3 separate regions of the Homo sapiens genome follow, and all the other regions are linked to region 3. The links are chromatin loops, found by intact Hi-C in ENCODE. Cell type or tissue: heart left ventricle. All regions are shown on one strand. Links, peaks and the distances in the headings refer to the core of each region. The heading gives the core; the rest is flanking DNA. Region 1 holds the start of NFIA-AS1 (NFIA antisense RNA 1). Region 2 overlaps NFIA (nuclear factor I A). Region 3 has its middle 33 kb from the start of NFIA.

What was found. A loop is a pair of places that touch in the nucleus more often than their neighbours do. Peaks named below come from ENCODE experiments on the same cell type or tissue, not always from the same donor. Only the 100,000 strongest peaks of a DNase experiment are listed, where the experiment ranks them.
Region 1: it touches region 3 in a loop (2.7-fold over the local background); 16 of 110 quality-filtered maps call a loop at or near these places.
Region 2: a loop joins it to region 3, with 2.2 times the contacts of the local background. A loop is called at or near these places in 16 of 110 quality-filtered maps.

The regions. Positions count from the first base shown.
Region 1 is chr1:61,249,885-61,260,362 of GRCh38, forward strand. The region is part of intron 2 of NFIA (nuclear factor I A); the gene reads left to right. NFIA-AS1 (NFIA antisense RNA 1) reads right to left here and starts at 3,634. Exons shown (of 4, transcript NR_104180.1): 1 at 3,527-3,634; 2 at 1,401-1,485; 3 at 64-97. RefSeq lists an enhancer at 333-834. In heart left ventricle, for the core only: no CTCF peak of the experiment used is centred there; a DNase peak (open chromatin) is centred at 3,707; H3K4me3 peaks cover 888 bases; H3K27ac peaks cover 2,751 bases.
Region 2 is chr1:61,238,012-61,248,489 of GRCh38, forward strand. All of the region lies in intron 2 of NFIA (nuclear factor I A), which reads left to right. Among named protein-coding and RNA genes, the nearest start is that of NFIA-AS1, 10 kb to the right of the region's middle. RefSeq lists a silencer at 9,373-9,581. In heart left ventricle, for the core only: no CTCF peak of the experiment used is centred there; no DNase peak of the experiment used is centred there; H3K27ac peaks cover 855 bases.
Region 3 is chr1:61,043,968-61,054,445 of GRCh38, forward strand. No RefSeq gene overlaps it. Among named protein-coding and RNA genes, the nearest start is that of NFIA, 33 kb to the right of the region's middle. RefSeq lists an enhancer at 10,392-10,478. In heart left ventricle, for the core only: CTCF peaks have their summits at 6,099 (motif pointing right) and 6,302; DNase peaks (open chromatin) are centred at 6,094, 6,744 and 8,134; H3K4me3 peaks cover 2,415 bases; H3K27ac peaks cover 2,553 bases.

The DNA of each region.
Region 1 (10,478 bases), core at 1,342-6,341, 200 kb after region 3:
GACATAGTGAATTCAAGGAAGCAAACATGGTATGGGTTGGAATAATCATGGATGGATACTTACTGCAAGAGGCAGAAAAACACATGCAGTTCCTTTTCTAGGAAAATATTGGTAAATTATGCTTGGTTAGTAAAAGTGCACAGAAAGCATATGGAAGTTTCAAATCTATTTTCCATAAATTTTTCCCCAAAGTATTTCTGAGATGCTGGGTGCAAGGTACGGTTCATTGTCCTAGTCCTCTATGCTGAAAATGATCATTTTAATTGGATTGCTTCTTTGGAAACAAGACAAAGCGTACATTGCTAAAAGCTTCTGGAGGCCATTTTCAATATTTGTAATAATATAAGTGCTAGAAATGTGCTTTCATTTATATTCAAAGGCAATAATGCCTTCTGTAAGCATGGCGTCTCTGTAAGACTTTTATAATGTCTACTTAAATGCAAGCAGACAAAATTAGTTTTCACTTTAGATTGGAAGACCTTTCTCCATTGCAACTTTTTGGCCTCTCTTTTTGTTCTGCTCCCCAAGAGCAATGTAAATGTTGCTCTTTGTTTTGCTAAAAGAGGAATGTTTATTTTTACAAGTACCATGCCACTTCCATATGATCTACATGGTATGTGTCATGAATATAATTTCTGTATGATTGGCCAAATTTTTCACTTTTAATTAAGATGACCAGACAAAAATTTGAATTGTAAGAAAATTATGGGCCAATTTAGTGCCTGTTGAAATGTACACTGGATATTGAAATGTTCTACAGAGCATAATGAATGAAAGTAAAAAGGCTCTATCTCTTTTCTGAAGCCTACTTGAAAATTTTGCTTTCATAACATGACATTGAAAAAGATACTATAAAAATATTTATTAAAATCATAGCTCGAGTTTTTTCTTAGAAGTAAGAAATTATGTTTAATATCAAGGACTTTACTACAGGATAACATGATTGTGTTTCACATAGAAAAACTTTGTTGAAAAATCAGTGTGGAGTTGAGTTCATCTGGGCCCTAGCTGAAACTAATTTTACTTTTGGATATTCCATAAACTGCATACATCTCTTTCTTACTGTTTTGTTTTTCTATGTATGAGAAATCCATAGACACAGAAAAAAGATGGAGAGCCTTCATTTCTCTTATTTTCACTTTTGTCCCATCCCTCTGTGCTTGTTCTTTGTTTAAATAAACTTTTGTTGTATGTCTTTCACACATCATCACTCTCTGCTTCAAAGGCTTCTTTTAATAACTTAGCCCTGGCTCACTTTTCTTTTGCATATGAAATTGATTTAACTAAAGTGTATGTGTGTGTTTGTGTGCGCATATGCCTACATACACATGCATCCGTACAAATAAAAATTTCACTGGAAAGGGAACTCCGTGATCTCTTTACTACGTACATACACACACCTTGTCGAAGTGGGAAAACTTAAGTTTGGAGTTAATTTGGTTTTGAGTTCCAGCTTTTTCTCTTAGTGCTGTCTGTTTCCTCACCCTGAAATGAAGATGGTAATGTTTACTTTGCAAAAGTTGCTGGGAAAGTTATGTATATATAAATCACTTTATTTTTATTGCTAGACATTCAATAAATGCTAGCTGTTACTGTGACCATCATTATTGTCATATATGTAACACAATTATGTCATACATTTATTTTGAAGCTGATAATAAGTAAACTGATAAAAAGCAGAAGGTTGAGATTAAGGCTTCTTATTGCTAAAAGATTGATCTTAAGTACAATCACGTGAAAACTGATAGTTACATAACCTGAAAAATCATAAAATACTGAAAAATTATGACTGTTATGTGATTGTTTTCAGTTGTCAGACTACGTGATGTTAAAATGGCAGTTGATTTTTTGTATTAACACAGTGCCTCTAATTTTAAAAACTGCTTCAGCAATCATGTATTTAATGAAAACAGAAGTAACGATACAAAATAACAAAAATATAAATAGAGTTCAGAATTTGAAAATACTGTATTAGGAGGTAAGCTGACTATTTTTCGTGTTCTTTAAATATATTTAGATCAACTTGAATATTAAGCCTCCTACAGCAGGTAGATAGAGGTATCAATTCAGTTACCATTTAAAATACAGTAACTCCAATGAGGAGTTTCTTATAATTATTTCTAATTACTTTTTGATATTAGAAATTAGAGCTATACCAGAATGCTGGGAAAGATGTCTTTTTCAACATTGTATCACAGCATCAAGCATTATGCATCAAACATCAATTCCTACTCACAATATCCATTCAATGTATATTTGGATTATATTTTCTTTGGATAGACCCTCATAGTAGAAACTCTGTATTAACCAGCTTGCAAGATGAACCAAGACTTTTTGTTTTCTTTGTAATATACTGATTCCTTTGGCATGTTGAATTTTCATGGCCAACAGTTACCTACTACCACATCCTAGCACTATTGTTTTTACCAGTTGTGTGCTTACCACGTCAGTTGTGTTATTCCGGACCTGTTTATACTAGTCTTATTTGTATCACCATTGTGTAATTTAATTAAATTTATGTGAACCAATGGCATGCAAGTTCAAAATGGAAAAGTTTTATTTCTATGAAACTAACCCAGTGCCTTGGAAAGAATCAGTAAAGGCAAGCTACAAAAATTTCTGTCAGATTACATGTCAGTGAGATAACTACAGAAGATGAGAGAAGGTTGTAAAAATAAGAGTTTTGTTAGATTATTTTAGAAATATCTTTAAATTCTCCCACTACTTAAAGTAAATGGAACTGGAAATCTTTTATGATGCATTATAGATACGCATTATATAAGAAAGATGCTGTGGAGCTCCAATTATTAACAGACATTATTAAATTTAAATTTTTGCCTCTGCATAAAAAGATTGGCCAAAGAATGTACATACACATGCTCAAAGTTAAAATGTTTAAGGTGCATATGTCTCATTAATGAGTATCTTCTTCATCCATTTTTTCAAATTAACCAATCAACAACTGGCCCTAACAGTACTGGATAAGGTAACTTCTATTCTATTTTGTATTCCTACTCTTTACAGAGTTTTAGAGATGTTTTGTTTCCTACCTACCAAGGGAAAAAAAGGGAATTGGCAGATAGAGTTTATATCTTGGGATGAGATGTGTAAAGGGCCAGGACCTGAAATTACGTGAAGGTTGATATTCTGGGATTGGTAGTTTTGAAGTTCCATAAAGAAGTTCAGTCCAGCCATGTTCCAAATGCTCTGAGTATAGGCACTGGCTGGTAAGCTTAGTGGAGTGTTATACAACATGGAAGTCTAACTGGCAGTTCAATGTCCCAAAAGTTGGACAGAACCAAGAAATAGAGAACATAAGCAGATGACAGTAATCCAGGCAGAAGGTTAGTGTCAGAGAAGTCTGTCAGTGGGTCATAGGGCTCCACGTGCTAGCCTGGGTTTCCGTGCCAGAATTTTGTTCTTGGGAGGCAGGTAGGGAAAAGCAAGTCAACATCTCCAGTTCCAGATGAGCTAGGGCACTTGACCAAATACAGGTACAGAAGTTAGTCCTTGAGGTAGAGCTTACCTGTTGGAGAACATGGCAGAAATCATTGTACCAAAATTGGAGCACAGGTCAGAGGCTAAAGCATGGCTTACTGCTGTGGCTCATGGTGAACTTGAGCTTCTCATGGCCCCTCCTATCTCCTGAGGATGGCTGAGCTCACAGATGGGGACTGTTATGTAATCAGAGGTCAAGTGGTTTAGCTGGGGTGGCAGAGAGCCAGGTGAAGACTGAAAGTGTTCAAATAAGGAAGAGAACAGAATTGCTTTATGTCTGCCTTCATGAAGACAAACCCTAATAGCCAAAGGACTGAAAGTTTGCCCAAAGAGACCTCAATTTTTGAAAGGAAAATGCATCTTCTCCTTATGTTAGAATGACCACGTCTAAATAAAATAAACTCTTTTGCCTTTTGTTGTTACTTGTCTTGGTATCTACCATTGTTTGACACTAAAAAAAAATAAAGCAGTGACTAATTATTGGCTAATTTAATCTGTCATGATGGCATTTGTAATTCAGGTACATCCTTCATTAAAGCAAGTATAGGCATTATTATTTTTAAAACTTTTTTTTTCTATTTGGATTTCTTCTATTTTGTTTGATTATTTATTTTGTTGTTACTGGTGGTGGTGGTGTTTTACAGTGAGACATACTGGTTAGCTCAGCTAAGGTGTTTGAGTAAGACTTCATAAACATAAAGTACTTTGTGTGGGTTTGTTTTGTGTGTTCCATCTTACGTCATTTGTGGCACTGAAAATGAGATTGCAATTCCCAGAGTACTGGGATAGTTCATTCAGAGGTTAGCCCACCTAAGTTTATAGCAGTTGTCTGTAATAGAATTGTAACTAATTTCCACTGTTGTTTTTGGAGAAAACTGTAGACTATAATTATGTGTTAGCACTTTTTAAACAGCTCCCTGCATTGTCATATCATTTTAAATGGGCTCTGTTTTAAAATGACCTTTCATGTTTTGATTGCAAAAATATAGCTTACACAGGTCTGTAGTTAGCAAAATACAAGGATCCAGTAAATGATAGAGCATTGACACAACTCTAGAAGCATGTGTTAAACATCACTGGCACTGCCCTAGGTTTAAAGGGGAAGAAATAGGGAAGTAGAAATTCACTGTTCTTCAACACTCCTTCTGTTGGATAGGCAAGATTAGTACATAGAACAGTTATGGAGCCATGTGAAAAAAAATAGTAGTTATACAAATGTAAAATGCTACACATGAAGTATATTGCATTACCTTTTTGTGGCCTATGGAAAGAAGTCTCAGAGCACAGTAAGATTCAAGTACCATCTCCCAGAATTGGGGTCAGCAACACCATTTTATATTTTGGCAAATGCTACCCACTGTCTCCCAAACGGCAGATATCTGCATATAGTTAGTCATGTGGACACACCCTTCCTCTGCTACATTGCATTGCCATATTAGTAGTAGAATTTTAGTGTTGATTTAAAAGACAGTCTGCCTTAAAGCAGATTGCATAGTTTGCACACTGTGAATTGTAATTAAAGTGTAAGGGGGGCTTATTATGTCAACAACTGGCATGAGAACCCCCGAGCAGCAGGTGACCCTGACCATGTGACGTTTGTGACAGCTAGGATCCCCTTTTCACTGGCTTAGCGATCTGAAAGTCCAAATTGAAAGAAGCCCAGAGGCTGTATATTTCATTAGATCCCAGGGGAAGTACAGGATACAGCTTCCTTCTGTTTTCCTGGGAGGTCGCCAGAAAGTTTGTAGAGCTCTGTTTCTGTCAGAGACTCAAAAGAGAAAAGAAAAAGCACACACAAAACAAAACAAAACACCATACACACCACAAAACCATCCACCAATCACCCCCAGGACCATAAATTTGACATTTCCCACAGTCTGAGACCACAGTGTTGCTGTGTCAGCAATACGCTCCTTGTTTGAATTGTCTGAAAGGAAGGCTCAGTGTTCTAGCTTTTAAAAAATGTGTAATCTTCAATATGCAGTGATTCTCTTGGTGTAAAACCATGAGAAATTATCAAGTACAGATATCATATGATTTGCTTGAAATACTTTTGCATTATGCGTTACTTTCTCCTGACCTTCTAAAATGGGGCATAAGTCCGAATTTAGAAAGAGGAAACCACATGTGTAATAAGGGAAACAGACTAAGGAGACATGCCATGTGTATTTCAGATCTTATTGTGATGGGTAAACTGTTTGAAATGTGGTCACATTAAAAGTATGTTACTTTGTGGGAGACTCAAAATCTTTTACGAGTAGATTTTTATTGTGTTCCATAGTGGAAATAGAACTAGGGTTTGGTTTTGGTGGGAAGTTTTGGTCTTCAAGTCACCTTGGCACCTGACTGGCAGTTGTGAAACTAAGTAGAAAAGATACCTCTTTTTTCTTGGCACCTCACACGGGATCATAGGATTCTTACTATCATACAATTTATATATCACAGAAATGAAAACTTCGGTACTTTGTTGTATAATACAGATCTTGTGCTTGTTGATTTTTAATTTGGGGCTCAAGCTTCCCATGTCAACTAATGTGGCCGCTGCTAGGCTGCCCTCGGGTAGACCAAATGTAAGCTCACTAGGAAGTATTTCTAGCTCTGTAAATACCTAGCATATCGTTTAGTCCAGGCATGTCCAATCTTTTGGCTTCCCTCGACCACATTGGAAGAAGAAGAATTGCCTTGGGTCACACATAAAGTACACTAACATTAACGATAGCTGATGAGCTTAAAACAAAAATCGCAAAAAAATCTTAGCATGTTGGCCAGGCATGGTGGCTCACGCCTGTAATCCCAGCACTTGGGGAGGCCAAGGCGGGTGGATCATTTGAGGTGAGGTCAGGAGTTCAAGACCAGCCTGGCCAACATGGTGAAACCCCATCTCTACTAAAAATACAAAAAAAATTATCTGGGTGTGGTGGTGCGTGCCTGTAATCCCAGCTACTCAGGAGGCTGAGGCAGGAGAATCGCTTGAACCGAGGAGACAGAGGTTGCAGTGAGCCAAGATCGCACCTCTGCACTCCAGCCTGGGTGAGAAAGTGAGACTCCATCTAAAAAAAAAAAAAAAAAAAAAAAATCTCATAATGTTGTAAGAAAGTTTACGAATTTGTGTTGGGCCGTGTTCAAAGCTGTCCTGGGCTGCATGTGGCCCCTGGGCCGTGGGTTGGACGAGCTTGGTTTAGTCCCTAAGTGTTGTTCATTTTAAACCAGAAAGTGAGAATTTTCTGAGCCCAGATTCTACCTTTATACTGCTATTTGTTATGTTTTGGTCAAAAGGGAAATACAGAAAGAGGAAAGTTAACAGTCATGGTTTGTGTGCTTGTATGTTGTATACTTTCATGTTTTGATTGCAAGAATATGGTTTACACAGGTCTGTAGTTAGCAAAATACAAGGATCCAGTAAATGATCCTTGTATCATTTATTTAGGACCCTCTGTTGTAAGGGCCCAAAAAGACTCACTCACAGTGCCATACACATGGCACTGCATGTGTGTGTGCTTGTGCCAGCCTGGGACGAGAACTTCAAGGCTTGAGAGAAAGATGTACCATTTTCATAAATTTGGTAAATAAATTAAAACCTTTCAACTTAGAGCTGCATTTAAGTGTTATAATTAAAGGACTACCAGTTGGGTTTTTTGTTTTGTTTTGTTTTGTTGTTTTACAGTCCATCTATTTTAGCAAATTCGCAAATAATTAGTTTCTTTTATTTATGTTTTTCAAGATCGGTTCCTCTATTCAGCCAGAGGAAAACCCAATATCCTTAGCTGCGTTTTACCTCAGGTACCCAGAGAATTGAGGCAAGAATAGGTTGTGGGAATGTGAGAGAAGTGTGTCTGTGCTGTCTCAGCTCAGTTAACTAGTCCTCTGTAGCAGGATAAGCATGTTTGTGCAGAGGTAGAGAATTGTCTCCAGTCATGATTTTGTTTTTTATATTTTTTACTGCGTTGTTTTTTTTTTTTTTTTTTTTTTTTTTGAGACAGAGTCTCCCTCTGTCACCCAGGCTGGAGTGCAGTGGCATGATCTTGGCTCATTGCAACCTCTGCCTCCCGGATTCAAGCAATTCTCCTGACTCAGGCTCCCGAGTAGCTGGGATTACAGGCACACATCACCATGTCCAGCTAATTTTTGTATTTTTTTAGTAGAGACGGGGTTTCACCATGTTAGCCAGGATGGTCTCGAACTCCTGACCTCATGATCTGCCTACTTTGGCCTCCCAAAGTGCTGGGATTATAGGCGTGAGCCACCACACCCAGCTCTACTGAGTTCGTAAGTGAAGCTTTTTCCCCTCTCATGTTATTTGAATATTGTTTCCTTCATCTTTGTTTATTTATTATTTATTTTTCAAACCAGGGTCTCACTCTGTTGCCAGAACTGGAGTGCAGTGGCACACAATCATAGCTCAGCATAGCCTCAAACTCCTGGACTTAGGTGATCCTCTCATCTCAGCCTCCTGAGTAACTAGGACTACATGCTTAGCTGTTTTTTTTTTTTTTTCTTTTTTTCTTTTTTTTTTTTCCTGAGACAGGGTTTTGCTAAGTTTCCCAGGCTGGTCTTAAATGATGCTCTCATCTTGGCCTCCTAAAGTGCTGGGATTACAGGGATGTAATCCTGGACCCTTAATCTTTATTATTAGTTCATCATCTTTTATCATGTATACTATGTGCCTTGAAAGTGTGTATTATTTTATTATCTGCACAATTCCACATCACTTTATTGATATTCTGAATATACCTGTAGTATGTTAATAAATAGCATCTAATAAAATGTAGATACATAAAAATAAGCCATTTTCATAACTTTTGGCTAATTTTGGAAACAGCATTCTCAACTGCAGGTCAGATTTTTAAAAGAATTTAATTTTATCTGTGATTGTGTATACATCATGCCAAAGATAAAAGCAATTCAGTTGAGTGAGATAGGGTGTGGAAACAGGCTACATGTTGGAGTTTGTTGCCAGCCTGACATTTTCAACACAGTTTCTAGACCCATCTTTTTAAATGCGTGCTACAATGAAAACCAAAAGGACTTTTTCATATTGTATTTGCAGTCATCTATAGATGTAACTTCTGATGTCTTTATTTTTGTTGCTCTTCTCTTCTCATTAACAGCAGACCTGTAGACACACTAGTCCCAACATGGTTGTTTTACTTCCTCATATGTGTACTGAAGTGTTCTTTGCTGTCTGATGTATATTAAGGGGTCTTCAGCAATTATGAAACCATTGCTGCAGAAGCCCAGAGTCACATACTATAGAAATATTCTATAGTAAGGACCTAACAGGATTCACATTAAACAGAACTTGACTATAAACTAATGGATTCCTACTACAGATAATAGGAAATGTGGTTTTTTTTTTATTTTTTTGAAACAGGGTCTCACTTTGCCACCCAGGCTGGAGTGGGGTGACATGATCATGGCTCACTGCAGTCTCGACTCCTGGGCTGAAGTGATCTTCCCACCTCAGCCTTCTAAGTAGCTGGGATTACAGGCACACATCACCACACCCAGCTAATTTTTTTGTAGAGACGGGGTTTTGCCACATTGCCCAGGCTGGTCTCGAACTCCTGAGCTCAAGCGATCCACCTGCCTTGGCCTCCCAAAGTGCTGGGATTACAGGCATAAGCCACCATGCCTGGCCAGGAAATGTTTTTAAAGACTCTGGTTCCTACAAAATTTGCAAAGAATTGTGAAAACTGTCTATCCACTTCTTTAAATTTTAATTTTTGTTGGTTTATATTTCAAATATTACATTGTCAATTAGGATTATTATGACCATAGATGACACATTTTGCCCATCCCTGATAAAGAGAAGAAATTTGCTCCCTAATGTGTAGCCAGTTTAGGAATTTTAGCCTTAATTGAAAAATGTATACTTTTTTGTAACTGGACTTTGTTTCTGCTAGGAGATAGAAAAGTCTATAAGCCATCTCTGAGATAGATTTCTACTCTTCCTTTAAAATCTTGCCCGGACTGGCCCTTCCCCTCTCTGTTCTTCCATTCAAGGCTCACTTATTGAACATATATTATGTGCAAGCACTTCATTTAGGCAAGTACGAGCTGTGTGCCCTCAAGGGCTTATAACTTGTTGGGAAGGCACGTGGGAGTTATATACACAGAGAAATGAATTAGGATCTGAGTCCCATTCTCAGTAACCAGGGTGTAGGGAGCCAGAGGAAGGAATGATGAGTTCTGCCAAGAGGAAGGGAAAGGATTCTGACGTTATCTTCTACACTGGTTAGAATAGAAGGATGGAATCCTAAATTTAAGACGGAGATCTGTGCTGTATACATGTGACTAACAGAGATTGGGAAAGAGTGTAATTACCTCCTGTGCCTAAGAAGGTTGTTGGCGTAAACAAGGTAGAAGCAAAGCCAATTTTTGGGACAGTTTAACCGAAATCTTTTCAAATATTTGGTAGAAAGCATTGGATGAAGTGTTACAATTTTAATTAATGTTTTTAAATGACAATTGAGGGTTAATAAAGCCATTGTTGCCGTGCAGTTGAGAAGAGTAGAATGGGTTTGTTTTTGCAATCCCAGTGGGGTAATTAAACTTGCAGTGCCTGTCACTCATTCCTTAGGCTGAGGGACTTTTGAGATTGCAATAGCTCATCTTGTGTTGCAGCTTTGTTTTTAAATTTAGCTAAGTTAAAGCCTATGGAAAAAAAATCAAGGGAATGGAAGAGATGAGTTTTGAACTAGTGAATGTGTTCACTCAAGGCACAGGGCCTCTTTGAGGAATTTAGGTCGCAGACGTCTTTCACAGAAAAGCTGTGTCCAAACTGTCACAGTTACTGCCTCAGTGTCCTGTTTTGTTCTGAAGGACATGACACCTATTTTCCATGCACTTTTTCAGAAAATAGTATTTGTACCCATTTGTTTTGTCTTCTTAAGGAACGTTCATGCAGACTTTTCGAGCAGTGAGCAGGCGCCAGAGACTATGTCACTGTTCTGTTCTGCACAGTGTAGCGATTTGCAGTT
Region 2 (10,478 bases), core at 5,014-10,013, 200 kb after region 3:
CTGTGGTCATGCATTTCACAAATTAAATGGCAGAATACTTGTAGGATATGATTATAATGATCCAAGTAAATGATCCTCAACCAATTCAAGATTATGTGATTAAGACCCCAAGGAGCTAAAGCAAGCAGTTTGCTTTGTTACCTTTTAGCTTCTCGAATAACCCATTTTGTGTTAATTTATGTGAAAGGGAAGAAGTTAGCTCTTTAAAAATTAACTTAGAGTTTTCTGTGTCATTAGTTTGGAATTTGGGAGTAAGTGGGTTACTCCTTAATTTCCAAATAAATCTATCTGTAACACCTTGTCCATAATCTACATTTAAATGGTTTCGAATATGATTGGCCTAGCTTCCTAGCAGTTGTTGAGTCGAGCATAATTTATGAACTTTCAGAGTCATATGCGGTATCTTCAGACATCATCGGAAAAGAAAATTATATGTTTTAGTTTTGCAGTTGTTCCCTTGTCTCCTGTACCCTTCTGTCAAGAAACTGCATTTGTCTCTGAGGTTATGTTGCAAGTCAATGGAGAATTGCCTTCCACCGTACACTGCTTGGTTTCAGCTTGAATTATCTCAGACAGACATCCTGGCTAGCTGCAATGCAAGCTCACAGGGCTCAAGCCTGAGAAGACCTAAGTTTGGCAGCGCACTAAGTTGAGGATGAGAAAAGAAAAAAGAAATTCTGTCTTTTCTGGTGCTTTTCCCTCTTGGTTTCTCCACTAAAAATCAATAGCGTGGTCGATAGTTGGTTTTGAGTTGTCCCCTACATGCTGGAGTTTTTCTGATGTAAACCTTTGGTGTCTGGGCTTCAGACATTATAATGTGTCAGGGAAAGTTTGATAGCTGTCACAGCTCTCCTGGGTTACATTTTATTCCCACGATAGCCTTTGTAATTTGAGAAGGGAAGAATAGATCAATTTTTATACCATTTAGTTGTTGGGGGAATTTCTTTTCCATAAATTGATTTTTCTTTGAAAAATTTACAATATTTATTTTCCTTCTTCACAGCAAAAGCAAATAAAATGAAATATTTTCATTAATGAATATTTTAAAATAAAAGCAATCCCAATCTTGCTGTAAGTTGTTAAGACTCAGTTATATCCTGTTCAGGATTTCTCACGTTCCTTTTGCATAACTTGGAATGACACTTTTAATTTTAAATGTATCCATTTGGGAAAACCTGGTGTCTTTTCTTAGTAGTACTCTAGAATGGCAATATCACGAAGAATAAAGTGGCACAACAACAGCTCTAATGCTTGCGTGGTTTTAATGCAGATTTTGGTTTCTTTGAAACTAAATGATTACTTTTATGGATACCAAATAATTATGGATAATGAATAATTATTATAAGTGATGTCTGTTAAAAAGTGTTTATTTTTATTTTGAGTCTTTTCTATGAAATCTCGTTATCGGGACTATCAGATAACATTAAATCATTAATTTTCTCTTCTGAAAATATTTTTAGTTGCTTATCTATCTTTCATTCTAATATGTATTCTTCTTCAACATAATAACTCTTATTAGAATTATCCTTGAAAAACTTTGGGGTAACTTCTAGCATGTTCTATGAATATAAGGTGATAAAATTGTGTTTGTAAGGTGGCTTAAAGTTTCAAAAGATAGCTTTCTGAGTGAAATAATGTTTGTATAAAATTGTGTTGAAACAGCATCTTATAGAGGAGCAAATGCTATGTCTTTAAACACTTAATATATTATTCGAAATAATTGTCAAATATTTGAACAATAATATTTAAGAAGGAACACTAGAATTGGGTGTCTTTTCATCAGATAGTGTTAGATATCAACTATGCTGTATTAATTGAAAGGATTTGGTATAATCTCATAAAGAAACAGGCAAATTCTGGGGTTTCCTCTCTAGTGAAAATATATCATTCATGTCTTTCATTACTGTGCTATAATTATGGTAAGTGAAGCAGAACGAGATCGATAGAGCAATTTATCAATGCATTCCAAACTATTCTAGCATGGTTTACGTCATATCTCTGCAGATACTGTCATTCAATAAAGAGACATCTAATAGTATAAAGACTTCAGATGGATCCATTTCAGCATAATGTCTTTCTACGTGATGTTCTAATTTCGATCATGGTTTAACTAATTGTTTCACTCTGTATAGTATTAAGTGAAGTAAAATGTTTTCTTTGTTGAATTTCAATAGAAATTTTAAAATTCAGCTTTCAAGTGTAAAAAGCACTGCAGTAGTGGAAACATTGTTATTAATGGATGGCTTTAGCCTTCTTTTTCAGTGCCATTGTAAGTTATATCACCATTGAAACTAGAATACAAGTCAGGTATCCATCATGCCCCCAAAAGCATTAAAATTCAAATAACAAAAATAACAGTCATTATTTAATGACTGTAAATTTTTGTCTTTTAACATCACAAGATTCAAAATTCTTTAGGCTTTATCACCGTATTTATGATTTAACTATAAGAGTAGGTTCACAGGCTAGCTCATTTAGACTTTTTTTTCCACAAACCGTACACAATGGGGTCTTTTTTTTAATCGTAAATATTCCCCCCATACTGACATGATATTAAATATTGATAATATTGAAGAGAAGATACTGAAGTATACATGAAAGTGTTATTTATTTCAGTATGGACAAAAAATATTTTCAAATTACTAGATTGTAATTTTCTTTTTTCATATGTTATAAAATTATCACCCACTGTCATTTTGGTTAATTCAGTTTTCTACAAAACTATATAGGTCTGGTAATGATGCCAGAGTCACACCAGTGCAAAATTGTCATTTGTATTTCAGGTTTGTAGACATCGAGAAATATTTTCAAGGACAGAACTTATTTTTTATTGAGTTAGAAATGTTGAAACGTAAGGGAAAAGAGTGAAGTTGAATATGACCACTTTGTCAGAAAACTGTATACGTAACTCTTGATTTTGGAAAAATCAGCACCTGCAAATTTTGTCTTTTGGGGTTTGTTTTTTTTTTTTTAGTCCAGTTCATAAGATTACATGTTTTTGGTTTATAATTTCTTTACCTAAGGAGAGTTTTGTGCTGCATGACTCCTTAAGAGAGTTTCCATGAGCTCATAAAACATGAAGTGGGACAGTCTGAAATATTGTGATCGTTTTCTAGAATTATACCTGATGGAATGTGATGACAGCACCTCTCCCTTCTATTTTATATGTTGAATTTGAAAGTGCTTGGGAATGTGTTGATGTCAATCGTGGCTGTGTTTTTGGCCATCTTTCTTTCCTTATACCTTCCACTTTCCTACTAACTGGTGCCCCTCTGACATTGTTTCTTAAGAGCTTGTCTGTTAAAGGGTTAAAGAATTAGATTTTTAAGCTGCTTTCGTGCAATGTATTTAAGTTAAGGAAATTGGGATATCATTACCTCAGTGAGGATGTTGTAAATTGTTTTGTTGGCAAGATTTATTGGGGGTTATTTTACCTGATATCACATTGTATTGTTTAATGTGGACTATTTTTAACTAGCGTTCTATTTAAACAGTGTCAGTGAATTCTGAGAGCTTGCCAAACAAATTCTCAAAATGGTTGCCAAGCTGTAAGATGGCTGCCAAGGTCTGAGCACATTGAACAGGTTCAAAATGGTGACCAACTTCTCAGAATCTGTTGGTCAGATTCCCCCACTGCCAACCCCCTCCCCCCACACAACTACCACCCAAAAAGGAAGGAAAAAAACCACAAACCCGAAGATGCAAGACTTGGCACCATCTCCTTGGCACGAGTGGCTGTAGTGTCATCCAGAGATTCAAGTAGTCACCACGTACTACTTGTTTCACATGCTTGGCAGAAGACTATTCAGGGGAATACATGAGGTGAAAAACCACTGTAAAATAACATGGTCATTTTCTTTACCTTATCTAATATGCACAAAATAATTCTTTAGAAAGGGGAAAAGCCTAGACAAGGCAATACTTTCAAAGAGCTTTCTAAATGAGATCGAAGAGCGTTAACTAAGACTTCGGGCTGTGCCTTTTTGTACTGCTTGCCTGAAGTGGCACAAACTTTATATACAACAGGTTTAAGATTTATTTTAGTTTTGCATTTGTTTACTTAAGTTTATAGCAATTGCTTTCTGGCAGTTGTGGTACTTAGCAGATTGAAATAAAATCATAAGGGTGAATTAAAACATACTGCTGTTAGTGCTGATTAGAATTTTAGCTTAGTGTAAATACCGGATGCAGGGTCCAACTTTTCAGACACTTGGCATGAGCTCAATAGGGATCTCCAGGCTACACAGGAGACAGTGTGTGTGCTTGGATGCTTTTAAAATTCTTGGATAGGTGGAGCATACTACTTCTGCTGGCATGTTGGTTCATTGTGCTGGCTGCATAATGTGCTTGGATTCCAAGGTAGATAGAAGAAGCTGAGGAAATGGTAATAAGGGAAGATAGTTTGAACTTAAAAAACAAAGCCTGGAAAAAAGAATTTTATTTGAACCCTCTGCAGTTTGTACTCTGTGATATGGTTAATTATATAAATAACCAGTACTAAACTAAGTTGAAAATGGCAGGATTTGTGGTAGTTTGAAGAATGACCTAGAAGTGAATTTGTTTCCACAAGTTGTTGAAATTTTTCTGTGTGATCCTTTAAAAAATAGACAGATAAATTAACTTCTCCAGGCAGTTAGTTTAGTCAGTGAATTCCTTAAATAGATCTTCTGTTTAATATCAGCAATGGACTAGGTTTTATATTCTGATTGAGACCTGCATTCCTAAAGATAGTTTTTAGGTGATAAAACATTTTATTTAATGCTTAAGTAGCTGTTAAAAAAGGCTGGTTGTCATGAAGGTACTGGCGTTTTGTTTTTATCTCAATTGGTAGTGGAATCAGCTAGGGATAATACTATAGAGCGATATAGTTTATATAGCTTGAGTTTTGAAAAATCTATAGCTTTAGGATTTGTTCAGTCATGGAGCCCTTAGGTGGTGTGTACATTTTGTATATTCTCTATCACAAGGGGTAGTCAAGAAATGTGACTTTTCGGTCCTTTTTTTAATGATTTTCTCCTGCCATTTAGGCAACAATGTTAGTAGCCATCAAAGCTTCTCGTATGTTTATTTCTAGTCTTTTCTCACCTAGTAAGCAATTGTCAACCAAGGCCCAATCATTCAATAGGTAAAACCAAATGTTATTGACAGAGCTGAAATCTGAACTCTGTATCCTTCAGCGTAGAAGATCAATGTTCATTAAGATGCTTCAGTTCTGGAAATTTCAACATAAAGCTATGGAGGCATTTAGAGGTTAGCAGGGCAAATGTGTGATATGCAAGGTGTGTAGCAGATCCCTTCTTACATATTTCCAGAGTATATTTGTAATGTTACATGTTACAAATGTAAAATAGTTTAATTAAAAGTCTTTCTTGCCAATTCTTACATATTGTACTGTAAGTTAGTGACAAGGAACTCAAATAAAACCTTTCTTTTTAAATTAGAAAACCAAGAGTCCACACCTCATTACAGTAAATCATAGTGCATTTTAAATCTTCAGATTAAGAATGTGTAATACTGATTATTACTTGTCAATTTTGTTGTTTTTTTTCTATTACATATTCATTGATGATTTATTCAGATGACTAACGTTGTTGTAGCTGAGGCAAAAATTAAATCATTTTAAAATATGTCATTTTTACTTATTCGTAACAAGTTATGAGTATGTAAGCAAGTAGAATTTTTTCAAATTGCCTGAAGCATGACAAAATTCTAGATTTATAGTATAAAATGCCAATCAGGCAGTGTTTACGTAGGTAGAATAAGGCATATTTTTGCAAATTCCCACATCACCATTCTTGCTTATATGAAAAAGCATAGTACTTTTTAGTATTTTGAGAGAAACTTTATTCATTTTGCTGTTGTAGACACAGTCCGTGTTTTAAATTAGTGAACTGCAGAAATCTTTTCTTTAGGAAATTTTTTCTATTAGTCCTTCCAAAGTGAGTATTTTACTTTAAAAGAGTTGTTTGTGTTTTAAATTTATGTGGTGGTATATTTAGCATTTTACCCTTTTCTACGTAGCATACACGTGTAATTAGTACATGGGGTGTATGTGTATGCTGGTGTCTACCCAAGTATGTATTGAAATATAAAATTTACTTTCTATATAGTAGCTTTCTGCATAGGGCAACCCAAACAGCTGTTATTCCTTTTTATAGCTTCTTTAATCTATGTGCCAACAAGTCAGTTTACAAAATCTGTTTTGTTGATGACTGCTGCGATAATAATTGTGGTGTTTTGTGGCTTGGCAAAAGGCTGGGGTCTCCTCTGAGGACTCTTGCCAAAGGCTTTGAAGGGGTTGAGGTGGATTCACTGCCAAAATGAGTCACCACTCTCTATTTTATTTAGTGTCCTTCTGCCAAGGCCTTAGACACTGTCTGTTTTCATTCTTTTGTAGGCTTTCCTCCCCACATTGTGGTTTTCTTCACAGCCAGAGGCCTGGGTCTGCCAGGATAGGTGAGAGAGGCTGTGTGTAGGGAAACTGAAGGGCTAGGGGTTTAGCTGTTGTATACCTTGAATGTATATGTGAGTTAAATTATATGGTTATAAGTTACAAATGATGGACTTAAATAATCTAGTACCTTGTGGTCACCTGGGTTTGGGTCAGACATTCTCAGAAGAGTATTATTTACTTTTAAGTAGGATTCAAATAATGTGACAGTGTTTTCATAATTGGTATTGATTATTTAAAAACCCTAGATTATTTGTGAGTTCTGGCTAGAGGCCTAAATCTTGAATTTTTCCTCAAACAAAAGAGTATCATCCTCCTCCTTTTAAATGGCATAATAATTTACTTCACATAAATGCGTTTTCTACGTACACACCTAATAGACTTCAGGGAATTATGCTAAAATTTTATTTCTACCTGTCTAGATTTAAATTGTCAACCATTAAGTAGACTGAGCAATATGAATTGCTGGTCTGTTCCCTGAGATATATTTGAGATTTAAACATTTTTTTCTTCATTAAATACTTTCAGTAGATTGAAATAAATGGAACTAAATGTCCTCTTGCTAGGTTTGTCCAACTCAAACATGTATTATGTATAGAAAAATGGCTGGGATGAATTTGAGTCTTCAAAATATAAGCAGAAATGGCATTTCATGCATTAGTATGAGGAGGACATACTTGGGTTTTTGCTAACTTTCAACCTATAAAATTTAGATGGGTTTTTCTTAACTAAAAGCTATGACACCATCCTGAAATCTTGTAGATTATGTATGCAGAATTAAATTGAGGGGCATGGTTTTTGTTTTGTAAGTATTCATTCATTGTGTTAACTCTTTAAACATCGTATACACAGGAAAACTTCATTATAACATCCCCTGAAAACATTTCCATAAATATAAAGTAAATTTTCAAAGTTCAAAGTCCTAACTATAGGCAACAAAATGTTTTCCATATATTATGGTCGAAGCTTTTGTTCTTCAGGGGAAAAAATGTTATAAAAATGATTTTAACACTTTGTTCACAAAATAAATTCTATTAATAATTGATTATTATTTTTCATAAATCTTTCAGTTAGAAAACATAATTACGTAGGTAAAGAGTGAGATAATATTAGGATAAATACTGATCTCATTATATTCTACAAAGGTCAGTGGTTAGTATCCACTAAGTTAATATATGAAAGTCCTTTGTAAACTGTTAAATATATAGATATCAAGACATTTAGGTTTTTATTTTTGTTTTTTTTAAAACTTTGGATTATCACATTCTCCTCTCTGTGTATCTACTTCATGGTTTTCATTTAAAATAGCAAAAATAAGAAAATAGAAACAGTTACTAAAAACTTGTAGTCATTCTGTGATATAAATTCATTTGGAATTTAAATACTTAGAGCTCACGGCAAGAGTCCAAGACAGAAATTCTTTTGGATGATCTATAAACCACTCAATCCCTGGTTAATGCTCAAACCATGTGAAAAGTTCCAGGTGAAATTCACTATGAGCCTTGTCTGAACCCCATAAACTGAGGGAAGTCCTATAAACCCTATATGAACCCCAAAGAATCAAAATAACTAAATCCGGCACATAATTAAAAACCACTATTTTCTAGTGGCTGCTTTATGTGTCCACAGTTTGAAGACAAGCTTTGCATATGGAAGTGAACTATTTTATTTCGAAGATATGAATCATAAGCTACTTAGTATTTAAATATAGTTATCCTGTTGTGAAGATCTAATAATAATGCTGTTTAAAAAGAGGAACTGGAACTCCTTTACAAGTATTACCATTTCCAGGATCTCTCGGAAAGTTGCCAAGACATAAATATAGTTGTAGTAATGATTGTTGTTTTAGGAGTGGAATTAACAGTAGATATGTTCATCAACGTTATTTTGAAAAAGTAACGTTATCTTGGATTTGTACTAACCTTTATGCCGTATACTTAAAATGCAACTCTTGATAATCATTTACTATGACAGTGTGGGTTGATAGAAGCTAGGTATTATGGTTCTCTTTAGGCAGAAAGAGAAACAGAACCCCTGCATGACTTCAGATGCAGTATATTAATCTTTTGGGGGCATCAGTTTCCTCTTCTGAAAAATGAAGGGATTAGACTAAAACAATGTCTCAGATTCCTTCCAACTCTTAAAAAAAAAATCTGGAAGCAACTATCTTTGCGTTATTGTCCATAATATCCCCTTCAAAGGTGGGATGACTGATTTATGGAGGACACATTGTAAATCACTAGGCTAATATCTCTTATTAATTATTGCAATCAGAAGTATAATCATTGTTAACGTGTACCGAGTACTTACTCCTAGACATCACCTGCTGGGCTCCTGATGTGAAATTGGCTCACTGGTTCGTCTGTAGTTCTTTATTAGTAGCCTTAGTATCTTAGCATATTAGTGATTTTATTAAGTTGACTAAGCATTGTATGACTTTTTACAGGCCAGTGTCTTGGATGCTCAAGAATCCTGAACTCATTCCCTTTACCTGTAAATGTTGACCGTGAACCAAAATGAGCTCTGTCAGTCTCTTAACCATTTTACTTTTTTGACCGTTTGTCTCATGATAAGTTTTGTAAGCATTAAGTAATTTTCATACATCATCTGTTTTTGCATTCATTCTTCCAGCCATCTGCCATGTACTTGGCTTTTGGGCACTGGGAAGAGCTAGATGGGGTAGAAATGCATCTTCTCTTAAAAGGAGCTTACAACTCCCAAAGTTACAACTCTATCACAAAAAGAGTGTCAAGACACAACCCAAGTTCATCACCTGAATGCCATTGATAAGGATTTCCAGATGGACAAAACATTAAGCTGACACCAAGTGAAACGTGTACTTCACAGACTTTCATGTTTCATTTCGTGATATGCAGTGGCACTCTGAAGAACTGGGCTTTCAGAATGTATGTGTTTGGTCCGGTTCTTCGTATAGGGAGCAGTATCTTTGGAACAGTCACAGCATACACCACACCACACTAGGTTCTATCTGTGGCAGGGTCAGCTCATTAAAGCTACTTTCTGGGTCCTCGTTAATGTCATGCAGGCCTTGTGACAGGTGTTACAGCTCCCCACCTGGCACGGTCCATTGGGGGTGTGCTGTAATTGCTCTTGATGCCACACTTAATGGGTGGGGGAAGAAAGTAGCATTATGTGTGAGGGGAGGTGAGAGGGATGCCCTCGGGCCGTTGCTGACATCTGGTCACCACTCCTGTTTTGCTGGCTTGTCTGTTTGGTGCCTACAAATATTGGGCCTTTGAGTTGAGTTTGCTGCCACCATTGGGTTCCTTGCAGCCATCATTATTTCACAGCTGGGCCATGGTTTTAACTTGGAAAAAGGGCATTCATCTCAGGGCCAGAAATGGTCTACTGCCAACATGATCCTGAGAACTTTCTTAGTTTAATAAATGAGAGAATAAGTATTCTCATGAGCTCCTGTATCAAGTGTTTCCTGGTTTTGAGCTTTTTTGTTTTTTGGTGAGAATGTTATCTTTCATTGTTATTTCTGAACCCTTAAAGGACTAAATTTCCTTTTCAAGAGTTTCAAGTAGTTCTTGTACATGTGTGCGGTGATAAGCAAACATTAGTCTGAGAAAGTTCTGAAAAATCTAATTGAGCCAGCATTTACCAAGCCCTTCTATGTCAGCTACTGAACTAGGTGCAGGGAAAAAAATAAAGGTCCTCAACTAGCTCACCCTCAACTAGCTGTCCCTCCAGCTAGAGAACCAAACCTCTGCATAATTAACCATAATAATGGGCAGATAGATTCAAGGGAGAATGCAGTAAAATATGTAATATCATGAGTGCAGTTTTTATCTGTGTGCACAATTACGCAAGCCTTTTAACTAAAAGGCTTCGGTGAGATGGATTTCGTAAAAATGCACAGAACTTCCTGAAGCACAAATTAGACAGTTCCCTAATATTAAAACACAGCCCTGAGAGGTAGGGTTTCAGGCTTTCTGGAACCCCCAAACTTGAATTGGTCCACAGAACTAAATTAGAAGTAACAACCTTTCCTTATGATGTG
Region 3 (10,478 bases), core at 3,166-8,165:
TTGAGTTGGTTGGGGCTGAGTCAATAAAGTCGCCCCTTGAGCCTTTTGTTTTGAGGCTTTGATTGCAACGGCGCCTTTCGCCTTTTATATTTGGGGCCTGGTGGGTGACAGTGAGGGGACAGAGGAAGGGGACGAAGCACGTGGAACCTGGCCCCTTTTGGGATGTTTCTGCACCAGCTTTTGTTGGGGGAGAGGATGGGAAGGGAAGGAGGGAGAGTGGGTGCCTTACAGGCAACCAGCAAGGATTTCTTGAGAGACAACAACGTGCGGAGCACTGAATCAGGCACCAGCAGCGCTTATTGAGAATGAGAATAGGATCTTGCAAGCTGATTAGCGAGAGAAAAATTCAAAAAAGGGACAAATTGGTTAGATTAAGTATCCAAATAGATGCAGCAAAGCTGAGTAAACAAATCAAGGATGGGTATTGGAATTGGCTAGTGGAGTCTCAGAGCATCTGTGTGTGGACATCTCCGTGAGTCCATTGCAGTTCAGAGGTTGTTCTATGTAGGCTCAGCCTAGAAAACAGATACTTAATAAAGTTCGAGATGACGTTGTCAAAAAAAAAGAGCCAATCATTCCGGTTGGAAGATAAAGTTGGACAAGTAAATCAAGCCCAGACTGAGAAGGCTGAGGGGCCCAGAATCTAACGGATAATCTACTGGCTTTGGGGCCAGACTAGCACAGAAGCAGCCCTATCCAAGCCTCTTAGGAATTGTAACTATGAGTCTCTGTTTCCCTCCGTGAAATGGGGATAATTATGCCTTGGTATTGTGAGGATTACACAGGGTTAAATGAGACAATGTCCTTGGGCCTAAATACTTTTGGTATTGATATAACCCCTCCTTCTCTTTCAACCATTTCAGAATCGTTCCCATGATCCCTAGGCTCTGGGCATCTTCAGGAGTTCTTCAAATAAATATGTGACTATGCCCATCTTGTTTATGTTCAGTCAGCTCTGTTGCCTCAGACACTCAGCAGTCCATGTTTTACTGATACCTTTTGGAGCCTCTAAATTATTTGAAAACACTGAGTTTTTACTACAGGCTTCGGTAATTGACTTTCGGAGTAACCGGCCCATGAGACTGGTCCATTTAATGTCAATAATAAGTAATATCAGTTTATTAGACTCTCACCAGTGGCCCTTACTGAACATTCCATCCTCCATGATCAAGAGCAGCAGTTCAGCTTCTTAAGCAAATCTTATTCCTGTCTGTTGTAAAAAGTCATTTCACTGTAATAAGTATCTGCTTTCCCAAAGCTGAAACTACACAGAACAGCCTGTGCCCTGCAATTGACTCAGGGAGATACCCACATTCTGAAGTACTGAGACTGGGACTTGGGAAGGTCAATGCTCTGATTCAACACAGGTGATATGAAGAACAGTAATGAGTTTCAAAGTGGCCTATAGGCCTGGTGCGGTGGCTGACACCTGTAATCCCAGCACATTGGGAGGCCAAGGCAGGTGAATGGTCATAAGTTCGAGACTAGCCTGGCCAACATGGTGAAATCCTGTCTCTACCAAAAATACAAAAATTAGCCGGGCGTAGTGGTACATGCCTATAATCCCAGCTACTCGGGAGGCTGAGTGAGGCAGGAGAATTGCTTGAACCCAGCAGGCAGAGGTTGCATCGAGCTGAGATCACACCACTGCACTCCAGCCTGGGTGACAGAGCGAGACTCTGTGTCAAAATAAATAAATGACCAAAGTGGCCTATAGACTGGATCACAGCTCTGCCCTTTATTTACCAAAAAAAAGCCCTGGATTGCTCATTTTTGGGAAATGGTACCAAAAAGAAGTAGCTAAGGTTTCCAGAAATATACCTATCCAATCCACACTCTTACACCAATCAATGTGTGTTTCCATGACATGGAAGTCCTAAAGTCTGTTCTCAAGTCACCCTAGCTATGTGAAGATGATGAAATGAGAAACATTAAAATTCTAGAATGAAGATAGTAATTTCAGGAAGAAAATTTATCAGCTTAATGTTTGAGCTAGGGTATATGTTCTTTGAACATTATCCTCATGATTTTATTATAACGAAACTAAGGCATGAACTTGAAAAATGGGAGAATGGGAGAAAATTTTACCCTAAAACTAATAATGCAAATGTTGGGAGAAATACTCTTGTATTTCTCCATATTTCTGCTAGCACCTAGCACCTAGAACAGTGTAGAATATACAAAATACATTCCATTAATATGTGTTGGTTTCAACTGGTTTTTCTTTACAAAGCCCCCTTATCTAATTACCAACTGGTCCCCAAAAGCTAACAATCTAACCACCCAACCTTACATTTGGTAACTTTATAGTGTTAGTTACACAGTAGGGTTTTCCTGCTAACGAATCCTCTGTGGCATCTGTTTCAAAATGAAAATCTATTATATTATTAGAAACACTCTCAGTGTAAAGAAACCAGAGATGAATTGCCAAAGTCTGAGCTCACGATATTGTGTTGGCAAGCAAAAGCATCATGGCTGGACCCAGTGGGAGAAAGAAGATGGAATGCACACCTTTACATCCAATGCCCAACTCAAACCCTTCTATCAGTAACTCCACACCTTTTGATGAGTTCAGTTGTTTTGGGGGATGGAAAGGCGTTTTCTGGTTAGGAATGATGAACGGGTTGGTTTGCTACTTAGGTAAGTAAGAAGAAGGGGAACTAATGAGTAATTGTTGCACAATGACAAAACAACACTCCTGAAAGAAGCATAATTTGCTTCCCTGAACAATCCAGTCCTTTCATCATAAAATGTTCCTATTACATGGATACAGACCAGCAAAAACATTTGCTATACAAAAACACCTATTGTAAATAATTTCCATAACCAGATCGACAAAGCTCTATGACTATAGTTTAGATGCCAGGATTTGACAATAGCTAGATTATACTAAACTTTTCATTGTAATGTATACACTAAAATGACATTTGGTCAGTTTGGTCATAAAATAAATATAAATTATTGATATTTATAAAATTACAAATTCACTCATTCTTGGTTTCTCCCAATGCACCCCTGCTCCCTTCTTCCATCATCAATATTTTCCTAGGAAACATTATAATCTACAATTAACTGAGGCTGAAAACACCATCTTTTACCACATCTTTAGTGTAGCAAAAGTACCGAGCAAGCCACCCTTCTGCCTGATCTTTCTTGATAACTTTTTTAAGTACCCTAGAGCCAGTTGGTGCGTTCTTGGCTGTAATGCAGCCAAGTGGAATGCATTACATTCCACTTGTAATGCAGTGGAAGACACCTGGGTGTGTGCTGGGAGATCTGGGCTCTCCATAACCTGGCTCTGCCACTTCTCTATGAGACTTTAAGTGACTCACTTGATCTCCCTGAACCTCTCCTTCCTCTTCTGTGATGACAGAAGTTAGTCTTCCTTCACAAAGGTGTTGTGAGAATTATACGACACTTGATATTTAAAATTCCTAATCTAGTAATCTAGCACACAGTAGGTAAACTTAAAGGTAGATTAATGTTAAAGTTAGATTCTGACTGGACATGGTGGCTTGAGTCTTCAGTACCAGCTACTCAGGAGACTGAGGGAGGAGGATCCCTTGAGACCAGGAGTTTAAGGCTACAAGTATGCTATCACCGTATCGGTGAACAGCCACTACACTCCAGCCTGGGCAACATAGCAGGATCACAACTCTAAAAGAAAAAAAAAAAGGTAGATTCTGAAATATAGTGAAATACAGATCTAGGGCTCCTAGAGTAAAAAAAAAAAAATTTTTTTTTTTTTTTGAGACAGAATCTGGCTCTGTCGCCGAGGCTGGAGTGCAGTGCTGTAATGTCAGCTCACTGCAACCTCCACCTCCTGGGTTCAAGCAATTCTCCTGCCTCAGCCTCCCAAGTAGCTGAGATTACAGTGCCCACCACCACACCCAGCTAATTGCTAATTTTCGTATTTTAGTAGAGACAGGGTTTCACCCTGTTTTGGCCAGACAGGTCTCGAACTCCTGACCTCAGGTGATCCACCTGCCTTGGCCTCCCAAAGTGCTGGGATTACAGGCGTGAGCCACTGTGACCTGCCAAAAAATATTTTTAAAAGCAGAAAAAATACAGCAACTATGGCTTGCATCCCCATGTCTTTGTTTCCTCATCTTTAAAATTGGGATAATGGGCCAGACGCAATGGCTCATGCTCATAATCCCAGCACTTTGGGAGGCCAAAGCAGGAGGATCCCTTGAGCCCAGGAGTTTGAGGCTGCAGTGAGCTATGATTGTGCCACTGCACCCCAGCCTGGGTGACAGAGAGAGACCCTGTCTTTAAATAAATAAATAAATAAATAGGGATAATGTATACCATATGAGATTGTGAAAATGATAATTAAATCATTTAATAGAGGCAAATGATAATAAAAATAGTAAATAGTAATAGTAAGTCATCCACAAATATAAGATGTTGTTTGGTTTTTTTGGTTCGTTTTGTTGTTGTTTCTGAGACAGTTCTAGCTTGTCACCCAGACCGGAGTGCAGTGGTGCCATTTCAGCTCAATGCAACCTCAGCCTCCCAGGCTCAAGCCATCCTTCCATCTTGGCTGTCGAAGTAGTTAGGATTACAGGCATGGGCCACCACGCCCAGCTTTTTTTTTTTTTTTTTTTTTTTTTTTTTTGTAGAAATGGGTTTCTCTGTGTTGCTCAGGCTGGTCTCCAGCCTCTGGGCTCAAGTGACCCGCGCACCTCCCAAACACTGGGATTACAGGCTTGAGCCACCACATAGCCATTGTCTTTTTTTTTTTTTTTTTTTTCTCTGAGACAGAGTCTCACTCTGTTGCCCAGGCTGGAGCGCAGTGGTGTGATCTCGGCTCACTGCAGCCTCCACCTCCCAGGTTCAAGTGATTCTCCTGCTTGACTACTGAGAAGCTGGGATTACAGATGTACCACCACGCCCAAGTAATTTTTATATTTTTATTAGAGATGGGGTTTCGCCATGTTGGCCAGGCTGGTCTCGAACTCCTGACCTCGGGTGATCCGCCCACCTCGGCCTCCCAAAGAGCTGGGATTACAGATGTGAGCCACAGCACCCGGCCTACAGCCGTTGTCTATGAGGAGATAAGCTAGTTATCAAAACTCCCCATAACCCATCCTGTTTCCTACTCAAACACTGAAACCTCTTAGCTCTCTCCCACTTCCTCTAAGGCCCTAATCTTCAAGGAACAGAAAGAAGCTAAACAGTCTTACAAGTTAGATTTCTTAGAATAAAAGATGGGTTTTCACATTAGAAATAGGTGAAAGTTGGCTGGGTGCGGTGGCTCAGGCCTGTAATCCCAGTAATCCAAGCACTTTGGGAGGTCGAGGCGGGCAGATCACCTGAGATCAGGAGATTGAGACCAGCCTGGCCAACATGGTGAAACGCTGTCTCTACTAAAAAATACAAAAAATTAGTCGGGCATGGTGGCGCGTGTCTGTAGTTCCAGCTACTCAGGAGGCTGAGGCAGGAGAATTGTTTGAGCCAGGGAGGCAGAGGTTGCAGTGAGCCGTGACCGCGCTATTGCACTCCAGCCTGGGAAACAGAGAGAGATTCCGACTCAAAATAAATAAATAAATAATTAAAAACTATTTTTAAAAAAGAAATAGGTGAAAATTCCTTAGAAGGCACCTACAGCTTCTTACCTACATCATCTCATTAAATTCTCACAATGACTCTATCAGACAGGTACCACTATTCCCTCTTTTGAGGGATGAGGAAACAGAGACTCAGGGAGATAAAGTAACTTGCCCAAGGTTACACAGCTATTCTCAAGGAAACGTAGTGCATCCCATGAAAATAGCCTGGAGTCGAGATACTGGAGTCAAAGTGCAGCCAAAATTGTCAGGGTGCAACCTGCCTGTCCAATCAGAGCTGCTACTTCTTTGATACTGGAATCCCCCAATTCCTGAAATTAACACCCAGTTCTCCACTCCCCAAAAGCACACGCTGAGTGCCCTCAGGGCTCTTGCTGTTGCCAACGGACCTATAACTCGGTACAGGCTCAGGCAGCTGAGAGGAGGCTGTGGACACAACAGGCCTTGCTAGGCTTGCTGGGACGGGGCCACATTACTTTGCAGGCGCGTCTTTCTCCTGCCTGCTATCTAGAGCTCGCCTGTAGGTGGCGCCCTGCTTCGCTCAGGGGAATTTGGAGGGCGAGGACACGGGTCACCAGCTGCCTCCCCTGAAGGCCAATTTAAGTTGTCCCCTGGCTTGAACTGAGCGCAGGAACCTCGGTGATGGGGACATGCCCCCCTCCCCGCGCGCTCTTCCTCTCCCAGCCCCCCTGCCCTCCCCTCTCCAGGGGCTGGCGGGCCCGCGCTTCCTCCGAGGTCGGGCTACGCGGCGCGATCTCCAAGCGCTGGGGCCGAGCTTGGCGCTCCGGGGCGGCGCTTCGGTCCCCGACCCTCGGGCCGGCCCGCTGGCCCCCACTCCGCTTCCTCCCGGCACCCGCTTCGCCGGCAGCTGTAGCGGAGGTGGAGGGATGGGGGACTGTGACCCCCGTGAGTGCCGGCGGGGCGGGGCAGCTTTAAAAACTTCTGAAAGGCCTGGTTCAAAGCCTCAAAGGATAGAACTTGGGCCGGAAGGCGGTTTCCACGGAGGGGCCTAAAAGGGGGCTGGGGGTGCACCTGCAGGGCCAGGAGCTGCGGCTTGGGAAGGGGGGCCCGGTCACCGCGAGCGCCGCAGTCCCCGCCCCGCACTCGCCGCCCCTTGGAGCCGCCGCGGCCCCGCCCGGGCCCTGCGCTTTCATCCTCCCCACGGGACAGCGGCCGCGCGGGGCGGGGGCGGCTCTGGCCGGCGCGCTCCCGGCGGGGTCTTCCTTCCCTCCGGCCCCTCCCTGGGAACCCGAGATTTCGCCGCAGAGCTGAACTCCCAGATTTTAACCCCAACCCCCCCGGGCGGGAGGCCGCGGAGAACCGGGAGTCGCGACCGAGGAAGCGTCCCCAGTCACCTCCTAGCCCCCCACACAGAGCCCCGGGGAGGGTGAGGAGGAGGAAGAGCGGGAGGAAGACCCGCGCCGGTGGGTGGGGGCAGGGAGGGGGCGTCCGGGGTCGCAGGGCGGCGCTCCGGAGAGTGGCCCCGGCGGCGTCCGGAGTCGCTGCGGCCGCCGTGCCACCTCGGGCAGGTGGGGGGGGGAATGCGCGGCCGCCGCCAACCAGGGTCGCTCCGCCGTAGACGCCGAGCAGACGCGGTCCGGCGCTCGGCCGGAGAGCCGGCTAAGGGGCTTTTCATTAGCACCGCATTAGGAGGACACTCATCCTCCAGAGTCCTTCCCGTGGAAGCTCTTGAGTGAATTAGGTAAATGATTTGCTCCATTTGTAGTTTCTGAAGATATTTTCTCAGATCTTCAATCGAGCGCTTTAGCCGGGGAGCATATCTGTGGGGGCCTCCTTCCCACTACCTAGGGTCTCACTCGGTGACAATTGCTGAGTCAGTGAGGACGTGTGGGGAAAGGTAAAAGTGGAATTGAGCAAAGCTGAGTAATTTAGCTAAGGAAGAGAAATCGCTACTGAAAATAGAATAGTTTAAAAATAAACTACATAAAGTTTATTCTTTTGCTTGGAGTCCTGCTCCTTGATCCGAGAAGGTAAAATCCATCAGAGTTGGGAGTTCCCTCCCCCCCATTAGCATTTATTACACTTTTTCAAAGTTACTGAAAGACTTCTTTTAGTGAATTTTAAGAAGCAATCGTGGTTGACATTACAGGCATCAAAGGTTTGGGGAACAGATGGGTAAACTTCCGAAGAGCTTAGTTGCAACACTAGCTCTCAAATTTAGTGTCAACTTTTATTTTAAAAAATAAAATAGGGTGGTGTTTTTATTAAACTTTTATATTTCAAGAGGTAGAGAACACCGAAGAGGAAAGAGACTGAAGGGAAAGTAGGGTGTTGGAAACAAAAAGAGAAAGGCGAGATTGACTGTAACATTCTGGTCTTCAACGAGTCCCAAGTTGGAATCCTAAAGCACTGCATATTTCTGGTAGCGTTAACTCTAACTGGAATATTGGCGGGCCTGGTCTCTAAGTGCGTCCTAAGAAAAAACAGATTTAAGCAAAATGGTTTTTTCCCTTTTGTGAAGGGAAAAAATTTAAGCACTTGCTTCATGCGGTAGCCCCAGCGGAAAAGCGAGCCCTCCCGCTCCCGGTGGCCTGAACTGAATTTGCTGCTTTAAAATCGGCAGGTGTGCCCAGCGTTCCCAGCGCTGCAGCCGGGACCTGATGAGTAAGAGTAAGAGGGCTCAACCGCAGGACATCACATGCCGGGTACCTAACGTCGGCATTTAAGCAGACAGGGACTAATATGCTGGAACTATCCTCCCGACACTGGCAAAGCCCAGAGACCGCATTTCCTACCACTTTGCCCACTTTGTACTGGGCACCCTCGGTAAACAGGATGAAAGCAACATTTTTATCCCTTAAGACGAAAATGTAACCTTTAGAATACTCCCTATTCCGGGGTTGACAGCAGGTCAAGGGCTCAGAGGCAAGCTTGCATTACACATAGGACAAGTACAACTTATCAGGGTGCAAAAAAGGGCAAGAAACTTTGTAAAAGTTGGAATCAGTATTCAAAGAGATAGTTTCAGGTGGTGCTACATAATGGCATGGTAACCACAAGAAGACCAGAAATGCTTGGAGTGCATTTCTGTTCTCGAAGAGGGGTTGAGGGTAGAGGCTTGGTGCACTGTGGTTTGAAGGTTTACAGAAAGCAGCCTTATCCTCATGAAGCTGGGAAGCTATGCTTTCTCCACAAAATACTTTTAATGATTTTCGCCCCAGAGATACCGGGATCCGAGACCTTCACAGGCTCTCCTGGCCTGAGGAATCACAAAACTTGCAAACTCTGCAGTTTTTCCCTTGAGTTCACTTTAAAAACACAGGCACCTTGAGCACAAAACAATTAAGGTGGTGGTTTCCCCGAGACAACAAACCAGGCACAAACACACACCTTAGTCTGCACTGGCACTAACATTCCCACTCTAGGGCCACTCACTGCCAGTTAAAGAACAAGAGCTATCCACTTCAAGTGTGGGGACAAGCTTCATTCAGGGTGCAAACACATGCCCACAAAACACAAAAGGGGAACGGTTACTCCAAAAGAAGTCTGAAGACTTCCAGTAAGCAGTAAAGAACAGCCCGGAAGGTCTGCAACCTGTCAGCTCCAGGGGCCGTCACCACTCCATCCTGTAGCCCCACAGCATTGAGTGCTGTGTTTCGAAAATTGGAAAGTGCTGGGTTTTAATTGGGGCTGGGTCCTGCCTTCTCCCCTCTTCCTCCAGATCGGGCCCTCTCTGTAAGCGGATTTGCTTTCCCGTGTATCGCCAGCAGGTCGTTTTTAGGCAATCTTGCTTCTGCAAAACGTTTTAAACATGGTAATATATTGCAGTCTTATTAAGTCCCCCTCCAGAAGTGGGTGAAAGGGGCTCTGTTTTCCTGAAAGATTCAGGAACTCCACTGTCTGAGCAAGACTAGCCCAAGGAAGGCTTGGATTGACTCCGCTATCCACTTAAGTGAAGACAGTATTTTTGTTGCTGTTGTTGTTTTTGGTTTATGTTTGTTTTTTGTTTTTGTTTGGTTGGTTTTGGTTTTGGTTTTGAATGCCTAGGAGATTTTAAATTCACATAATCCTCCCTCCAGGAGGAAAAAAAAAAAAAACAAGAAAACATTGAACTTGCTACCTTCATTATAAGCCACCCTAGAAGAAGCTGAGAGGACAGGCTGCTGAACTGGTGGACCACGAATTAATGTGGAGAACGAGGCCGTCCGGGCTAGGTTCCCGGGGCTCAAAGACGCAAAGGGAAGGCGACAAAGGTTTCTCACAGGTCGCCGTTAGGGAGAGGGGGCAGCGCAGGAAACCCGTTTATTTAAAGTTCAGTTGTGTTGGGCATCTGATCCAGGACAACTCGCCCAGGAGCCCGGCGGGTTTCAGCTGCCACCACGAAAGTAAGGATCGGTTCTGCCGCGTCGCCCCCTCCTTCCCCTTGGGATGTGCCAGGCGGGCGACAGATAAGGGGGCGCGGCGCGGGGTCAGCCACCGAGCCAGAGGGCGGCGCCCGGTTGCAGCGCTCCACAGCCGCCTCCTGCAGCCTCGCGGTCGTGACCTTGCCGAGCAGCTCCTGCGCCTCAGGCTCGGTCCCTGCACCCGCCCTCACTCCAGTCCCTCTCAGGGCCTGCAGTGGAAGATCCCCGTGGTCCGGGTGGGTGGCGATGGAGAGCAGAATTGAATTTATTTGCTCTCAAATTCCCCTAAAAGCTCTGAAACTGGGAAAGTCCGCGGGCTGCCAGGGACAGTAATCACTGTGTCCCCACCCGGACGCAGGAGGTCTCGGGAGGAGCTCCGAGGCCAAGCGCCCGCGACTTCTGGGTGCCAGGTTGCTGCAGACGAGAAATGAAGCCCGCCAGATTTGGGCTCCCGAAATTTTTTGAAGTATGAGTACCTTAGATTTCCCTTCTGATACAGCGCCTCTTTCGAAGGGGTGTGTGCGAGTGTGATAGTGAAGAT